Regions from separate parts of the Homo sapiens genome. Here region 2 is linked to region 1. A link is an interaction called in ENCODE POLR2A ChIA-PET data of the cell type or tissue named here. Cell type or tissue: endothelial cell of umbilical vein. All regions are shown on one strand.

The links. ChIA-PET counts read pairs that join two places held together with the same protein. Peaks named below come from ENCODE experiments on the same cell type or tissue, not always from the same donor. Only the 100,000 strongest peaks of a DNase experiment are listed, where the experiment ranks them.
Region 2: POLR2A ChIA-PET joins it to region 1 with 5 read pairs; 2 of 35 experiments call an interaction of 5 or more read pairs at or near these places.

Annotation. Positions count from the first base shown.
Region 1 is chr16:15,012,818-15,016,817 of GRCh38, reverse strand. PDXDC1 (pyridoxal dependent decarboxylase domain containing 1) reads right to left here. Exons shown (of 23, transcript NM_015027.4): 9 at 605-689. Among named protein-coding and RNA genes, the nearest start is that of MIR1972-1, 4.4 kb to the right of the region's middle. RefSeq lists enhancers at 1-410, 411-912 and a silencer at 3,703-3,808. In endothelial cell of umbilical vein, no CTCF peak of the experiment used is centred here; DNase peaks (open chromatin) are centred at 2,385 and 2,644; H3K27ac peaks cover 1,489 bases.
Region 2 is chr16:15,586,583-15,590,582 of GRCh38, reverse strand. It overlaps MPV17L-BMERB1 (MPV17L-BMERB1 readthrough), which reads right to left. Exons shown (of 6, transcript NM_001414674.1): 6 at 2,324-3,866. The coding sequence ends at 3,754. BMERB1 (bMERB domain containing 1) reads right to left here. Exons shown (of 6, transcript NM_033201.3): 6 at 2,324-3,866. The coding sequence ends at 3,754. Among named protein-coding and RNA genes, the nearest start is that of MIR6506, 23 kb to the left of the region's middle. RefSeq lists enhancers at 1-57, 2,998-3,499. In endothelial cell of umbilical vein, no CTCF peak of the experiment used is centred here; no DNase peak of the experiment used is centred here; H3K27ac peaks cover 265 bases.

The DNA.
Region 1 (4,000 bases):
CTCCCTGTATGATGTGGTGGATATGGGCTACTCTGGCTGCCCACGTCCGTTCCCCCTGCTTCTCTTAATGGCCCTACAATAGCCTTCCAGGGCGCCATCTCCATTTCTTCCAGCAGAACATGAGCTTTGTGGGGAGGAGACACCACTATCTGCTCCAGAGGAGAGCAAAGAACCTCAACTATCAGAGGATTACTTCTCCCTGGCCACAGTGGCTGGTTCAATACGAGACTTCTGTTAGGACTTCCAGCTGACCACGAAGCTGGAAAGAAGGCTGGAGTTTCTGCAGCTACTTTGCACTGTAACAGGAAGATCTGTCCACAGATAGAGGAAACCAAGCCCAGTGCCTGTGACTGGGGGAGCAGAGGTGGGAGTAACACACTGGATCCTGGTTGATGTCGTGCCTGAGGCAGTCATAACACTGCTCTTTGTAGTTATGTGAGCCAGTAAGATCTCTTTGGGCTTAAGCCAATTTGGGTTATTTTGTGATCTGTGACCCAAAGAGCCCTTCGTGATAAATGTCACCAAAGTGAGAGCCTGGATGTCCAGTCCTCATAAGGACTCTGTGCAGGCCCGAATGGAGCCACCAGCCTCACCGCCGGCTTACCCCTCCACATGAAGCCATATGCCATACTGCTCACAGAGTTCTTTCAATCTCCCAATCTTGTCTGTGTGTCCTACTGCTGCCGTTCCTAGGATAAAACACATCAGGGCATTAAAAGGAACAAATGTTTTCTAAGGCTTTATACCTTAAACACTTTTATACACATTATCGCCCTAGGAGGGAAGTGACTTATTATATCCCTATTTTATTGAGATTTTCTTTGTGGAAGGACTTAAAATCAGTGTTTGTGAGTTGACTTATTACAAGCTTTGAAGAGTATGTAATCTCTATTACATGTATCTAATTGTGTCATTGAATTCTTTTATATACTTATTTTCTATCTACTTGATCTGCTGACTCATGAGAAATATATTCAAATCTCCCACCAAGATTGTGGTTTGTCAATATATACTTGTGTTACATCAGACTTTTCCTTTAGCTTTCCTTTATATATTTTAAAGTTATGTTCACAAGCATTCATAACTGTTTTTTTTTTTTTTTGAGACGGAGTCTCACACTGTCGCCCAGGCTAGAGTGCAGTGGCATGATCTCAACTCTGCAACCTCCACCTCCCAGGTTCAAGCAATTCTCCTTGCCTCAGCCTCCCAAGTAGGTGGGATTACAGGCGGTGGCCACCACGCCCGGCTAATTTTTTTGTATTTTTAGTAGAGACGGGGTTTCACTACGTTGGCCAGGCTGGTCTCGAACTCCTGACCTCGTGATCCACCTGCCTCGGCCTTCCAAAGTGCTGGGATTATAAGCATGAGCCACCGTGCCCAGCAGGTATAACTGTTATTTCTTTTAGGAGATTACATCTTTCATCAATATGAAGTCTATTTTATCCCACACTAATATGGCTATGGTACTTTCATTTTGTCAGCATTTGTCCAAGATAAACTTTTCCACCTTTTTATTTTATTGTCACTTCCTGGATTATTTTGATTTAGATATGCCCTTTATAAAAATCATATAGGTGGGCTGGGCACAGTGGCTCACATCTGTAATCCCAGCACTCTGGGAGGCCCAGGCGGGTGGATCACAAGGTCAGGAGATGGAGACCATCCTGGCTAACACGGTGAAATCCCGTCTCTACTAAAAATACAAAAACAAAATTAGCCGGGTGTAGTGGTGGGCGCCTATAGTCCCAGGTACTCGCGGGGCCGAGGCGGGAGAATGGCGTGAACCTGGGAGGCAGAGCTTGTAGTGAGCCGAGATCGTGCCACTGCACTCCAGCCTGGGCAACAAAGCAAGACTCCAGCTCAAAAAACAAACAAACAAAACATATAGATGAATTTGTTTTGTTTCCACCCAGGTTCCTTGTAATACAGAACATGCATTCTGAAGCCAGCTTAAGCATATTAAGCACTTTCAGCCGCTCCCTTGGTAATTGATTGCACTACAGATTTTGCTGGGGAGATCCCTTTTCAGAGAGAGCTTAGTTAAAACGTTGAGTCAGGCATTCCCCCAACCGTCCTAAATTTCCAGTTAGCAGTAAGCCAACTAAAAAGATTTCAAACACTCACCAACGGCCTCAACAAACACAGCTAAAGAAAGTAGTTCTTTTGTAAGGTCTATGCCAGGAAAAGGGCTGAAAACTTTTTCCCCTCATACCTAAATCTACCTCAAATTAAAAAAAAAAAATCTTAACAGACACATTTAGTTTAGCTGAAACAAGATCAAATGTCAATGCATGGGCTGTGCCACAGGCTCTTCCAGCAAAATAAAAGCGTACTGCTGTGTTAGTGCCTGGATCGCATGCAGATTCTCTTTTCGTATTTCTTGGCAATGTCTGGTGACTAACCCTTGACATGTGTCTGCTGACATCTGCAACATAATCACACTGGCAAGTCACTCAGTCACATGCAAACTGCAGCCCCTCCAGTTTATCATGTGATTGAATATGGGTGAATTTGTGTTTTTAAACAATAAGGCAGGAAGTGATGGTTTTCCTGTTGGCAATAAAGTGAATATTTATGTGGTTTTTCTATTTTGTCTTTTTTTTTTTTTTTTGAGACAGAGTCTCACCCTGTTGCCCAGGCCGGAGTGCAGCAGCGCAATCTCGGCTCACTGCAATCTCAGCCTCCTGGGTTCAAGCTATTCTCCTGCCTCGGCCTCCTAAGTAGCTGGGATTACAGGTGCCTGCCACCACAACCAGCTAATTTTTATATTTTTAGTAGAGACAGGGTTTCGCCATTTTGGCCAGGCTGGTCTTGAACTCCTGACCTCAGGTGATCTTCCCGCCTTGGCCTCTCAAAGTGCTGGAATTACATGCATGAGCCACCGCACCCGGCCTAAATAAGCAGTTTTATTGTAGTATGATTTTTTTTTTTTTTTTTTTTTTTGAGACAGAGACCCTTTCTGTCGCCCAGGCTACAGTGCGGTGGTGCGATCTTGGCTCACTGCAACCTCCACCTCCCAGGTTCAAGCGATTTTCCTGCCTCAGCCTCCCAAGTAGCTGGGACTACAGGTGCACACCACCACACCTGGCTAATTTTTGCATTTTTAGTAGAGATGGGGTTTTACCACATTGGTCAGGCTGGTCTTGAACTCCTGACCTTGTGATCTGCCTGCCTCAGCCTCCCAAAGTGCTGGGACTACAGGCATGAGCTCTCATGCTCGGCCTATTGTAGTATGATTTACATGCAACAAAACTCACTCATGTAAGTATACGGTCCAATGAGTTTTGACAAATATATAGAGCATGTAACCATCAACACAATCAAGATTCAGAATACTTCCATCAACCCCCAAATCCCATCAACCCCAATATAATTACCCTTTCCCTGACTCCTCACTGGCCCTGGAAAATCCTGATCTGCTTCTGTCACTGTAGTTTTTTGCCTTTTTTTTTTTTTTTCTTTTTTTTTTGAGATAGGGTCTCACTCTGTCGCCCAGGCTGAAGTGCAGTAGCACAATCTCGGCTCATTGCAAGCTCCGCCTCCCGGGTTCAAGCCATTCTCCTGCCTCAGCCTCTCAAGTAGCTGGGACTACAGGTGCCCACCACCACACCTGGCAAGTTTTATTTATTTACTTATTTATTTTTTACAGAAACAGAGTCTCACTCTGTCACCAAGGCTGGAGTGCAGTGGTGCGATCTCACCTCACTGCAACCTCTGCCTCCCGAGTTCATGCCATTCTCCTGCCTCGGCCTCCCAAGTAGCTAGGACTACAGGTGCCCACCACCACACCCAGCTATTTTTTTGTATTTTTAGTGGAAACGGGGTTTCACCATGTTAGCCAGGATGTCTTGATCTCCTGACCTCGTAATCTGCCCGCCTCGGCCTCCCAAAGTGCTGGGATTACAGGCTTGAGTCACTGTGCCTGGCCTGACATTATATTTTAAAGAATTTTTTTTTTTTTTTTTTAAGAAAGGATCTGGCTCTGTCACCCAGGCTGGGG
Region 2 (4,000 bases), 570 kb before region 1:
CCTTTTTTTTTGAGATGGAGTCTCGCTCTGTCGCCCAGGCTGGAGTGCAGTGGCACAATCTCTGCTCACCGCAAGCTCTGCTCACTGCAAGCTCCGCCTCCCGGGTTCACGCCATTTTCCTGCCTCAGCCTCCTGAGTAGCTGGGACTACAGGCGTCCACCACCACGCCCGGCTAATTTTTTGTATTTGTAGTAGAGATGGGGTTTCACCGTGTTAGCCAGGATGGTCTCGATCTCCTGAACTCGTGATCCGCCCGCCTCGGCCTCCCAAAGTGCTGGGATTACAGGCTTGAGCCACCACGCCCGGACCCCCCAAGCCCCCCCTTTTTTTTTTCCGAGATGGAGTCTCACTCTGTTGCCCAGGCTGGAGTGCAATGGTGCGATCTCGGCTCTTTGCAACCTCCGCCTCCTGGTTTCAACCGATTCTCCTGCCTTAGCCTCCCGAGTAGCTGGGATTACAAGCATGTGCCACCACACTTGCTAATTTTTGTATTTTTAGTAGACATGGGGTTTCACCATGTTAGCCAAGTTGGTCATGAGCTCCTGACCTCAAGTGAGCCTCCCACCTCGGCCTCCCAAAGTGCTGGGATTACAGGCATGATCCACAGTGCCCAGCCTTGACCCACATTTTTTATGGGGAAAAGAGGGCGGTGGGCCCTTTGCAGCCTGAGTTTTCACTGCACGTTGGAGCGGGAGGGGTCTGTGGTGGGTGGAATTGGGTCCTCCCCAAATGCATGTCTACGTGGAGCCTCAGAATGTGACCTTGGTTGGAAAGAGGGTTTTTGCAGAAGTAATTAAGGAAAGGGTCCAAATGAGATCATACTGCATTCGGGTGGCCCTCACTCCAATGACTGGTGTCTTTTTAAGATGAGAGGGTGCACAGAGGCACATATACAGCGGAGGCGGCCACGTGGAGACAGAGGTGAAGACTGGAGTGGTGCAGCCAGGGAACTGCCAAGGTGCCAGGAGCCACCAGGAGCTGCAAGAGGCAAAAGAAGATTCTTCCCCACAGAGGGAGCAGAGCACCGCAGACAGGTTGATTTCAGGCTTCTGGCCTTTAGGACTGTGAAAGGAGACGGTTCCACTGTTTTAAGTCACCCAGTAGAAGGTCATTCATTATGGCATCCCCAGTACACGAAGAGTCTGGCTTCATGATTGGTCTAGGTTGGTGAAGGAGGACACGGGGTCCTCTGAGGCCATTGTGGTGGCACTGAGTAGCCCAAGGGACCCTTTTCAGCATCAGAATGGTGGGAAGTGGTGTGCAGACCAAAGCCGCGAACACGCAGAGTGGGAGGACTGGGGTCTAGCAGCCTGCTGGGAGGGCCTGTCCAACCAAAGACCTTTTGATCTACAAATTTTTTTTTTTTTTTCGAGACGAAGTCTCGCTGTGTCACCCAGGCTGGAGTGCAGTGGCGCAATCTCAGCTCAGTGTAACCTCTGCTTCCCATGTTCAAGAGATTCTCCTGCCTCAGCTTCTTGAGTAGCTGGGATTACAGGCACAAGTCACCACACCCAGCTAATTTTTGTATTTTTTGGTAGAGATGGGGTTTCTCTGTATTGGCCAGGCTGGTCGCGAACTCCTGGCCTCAAGTGATCAGCCTGCCTCTGCCTCCCGACGTGCTGGGATTACAGATGCGAGCCACCGCACCCAGCCAATTTACAAATATTTTGAAAATGCTACTTATGAATGGCCCAATAATTTTACTTCTAGGAGTTTATCTTAAGGAAAAAATAAAAAATTCAGATGAAACCTTATCCCCCTAGATGTTTATCAAGACACTATTTTTTTTTTCCAGGGGGTGCGATCTTGCTCTGTTGCCCAGGCTGGAATACAGTGGTGTGATCATGGCTCACTGCAGCTGGAACCTCCCAGGCTCCAGCAATCCTCCCACCTCCCAAGTAGCTGGGATCACAGGCCCGCGCCACCGCATATGCCCAGCTATTTGTATTTTTAGTAGAGACAGGGTTTTGCCATGTTGCCCAGGCTGGTCTCGAACTCCTGGACTCAAGCAATCCTCCCGCCTCAGCGCCTGGCCCAAGACACTTTTTTTGTTTTTTTTTGAGATGGAGTCTTGCTCTGTCACCCAGGCTGGAGTGCAATGGCACGATCTCGGCTCACCGCAACGTCTGCCTCCTGGGTTCAAGTGATTCTCCTGCCTTAGCCTCCCAAGTAGCTGGGATTACAGGCACCCATTACCATGCCTGGCTAATCCAAGACACTATTTATAAGAAAACCTAGAACCAGTCTACACATCCAATAGTGAGGAAATGATTAGATGAATTACAGTACATCCACAAGATGGATTACTAAACAGACATTGGCATGATTTATGAAGAGTGTTTAATGTTTACAAAGAGCTTTTAATGATGTGGAAGATGGTGGTATAATAAGTAGGAAAAAACTGGTTATAAATGATACCACAATATGATGTCAACGATGAAAAAATGCACAAAAAAAGACTTTTTTAAAACGTCGAAACATCAGAGTGGTCTCTAGTTGGAGGAATAATTTTTTTTTTTTTTAAGACAAACTTCTTCATACTTTTTGTACTTTTAAAATGATTTACTATGTACATGGATTACTTCCATAATCAAGAAAAAAAGTAAAAACTTTTAAAATGCTGTGAACGTGGTTTCCATTTTTATTTTCTCTGATGGGTGACTGCACATCAGCATCTTGAGTTATGCTAACTACTTAGGCTGGTCACGACACACACACACATACAGAGAAGTCACACAGGCTGTACCGGGCTGGCTGTTGCAAATGTACATGAATTACACGGGTTGAAGTTGTTTGGCAGCTAGTTAACATATGCCACCCAATGACGGGACACAATCTGGTCACACGCTGCCTCTCCTGCCTGTTGCTGTTCTTTACAAAGGTCCGTGTGTCGGGCTGGCAAAGTGGCATCCTGCTGGCATCTCTGTGGTGGCCCCGGAATGGTGGAGTGCCCAGGTCAGCATCTACTCTGGGTCCCATTCTCAACTGCTCTGGCCTTGACATCAGAGCTTCCGGTTCCCTGCTGGCTCTTCTGCACACTGGATCCATGCCAGTCCAGGCCCCCTCCAGGCACACACCTGAGGCAGACTGAGAGCACAATGGACGCTGTCCTGATGTGAACTGTGCCCAGACACAGGATGGGGGGAAGCGGGAGATGTGACCACGACACCACACACAAGCTCGATCTTTACAGATGGGCCCTCTGGGACTGCTATATGGGTGGTGCCCGAGAGACACGGGGGCCATGTGGAGCCCTCCAGGGCACAGTTGCTGGGAGAGGACAGACGGGAGGGGACCTGTGCCCATGTGCCTAGCTCTGAGAGCAGAGCTAGGAGGGTGGATGGGGAACGTGTCCGACATGGTGCTAGATTGTTGAGAAGTCACGACTACACACAGCTGGGGAGCATGCCCCTCTCCCAGTTCATTCACACGGTGGGTTAGATACAGCTAGAGAGAAGTGGAGATATGCTTTTTTGAGGGAGGACCTTTCCTGGTGTTTGGATAAACAGTGAGACAGACTCCTGGGTTCGGCATGCTCTGGGGAGGACCATGCGACGGTGAGAGACTCCCTACTGCTACACTCTGTACAGGGTGGCCAGGCCCGCCTGCCGTGCCCATGGCCTCTGGTGACAGTCACGGGCTTGCCTTCAACCCCTTCTGCCTTGGAGAGCTCTTGGGCCCCGGTGAAATGGGGGCTATAAAGACAAGAGGGTGGGGGGGGGTCCCCATGGCCCAGGGCACCCCACGTGGGGGCTACATGATGTTGCACTGGGTGGCCCCGCAACAATCCTTGATCAGTGCCAGCCCCGTCTTGGCCACCGTGGGCTTGCTAGGTGGGGGCTCTGCTTTCTTCTCTGCCCGGGAGCCTGCAGCAAGATGTGGGCACAGGGAGAGGGGGAGAAAGGAACAGAGAGAGAGAGGTGAGGTGAGCAGAGCCCTGACCATCTGCAGCCCAGCCCCACTGCAACCCCTGGCCAGGTCTTGTTCCAGGCCTTGTTCA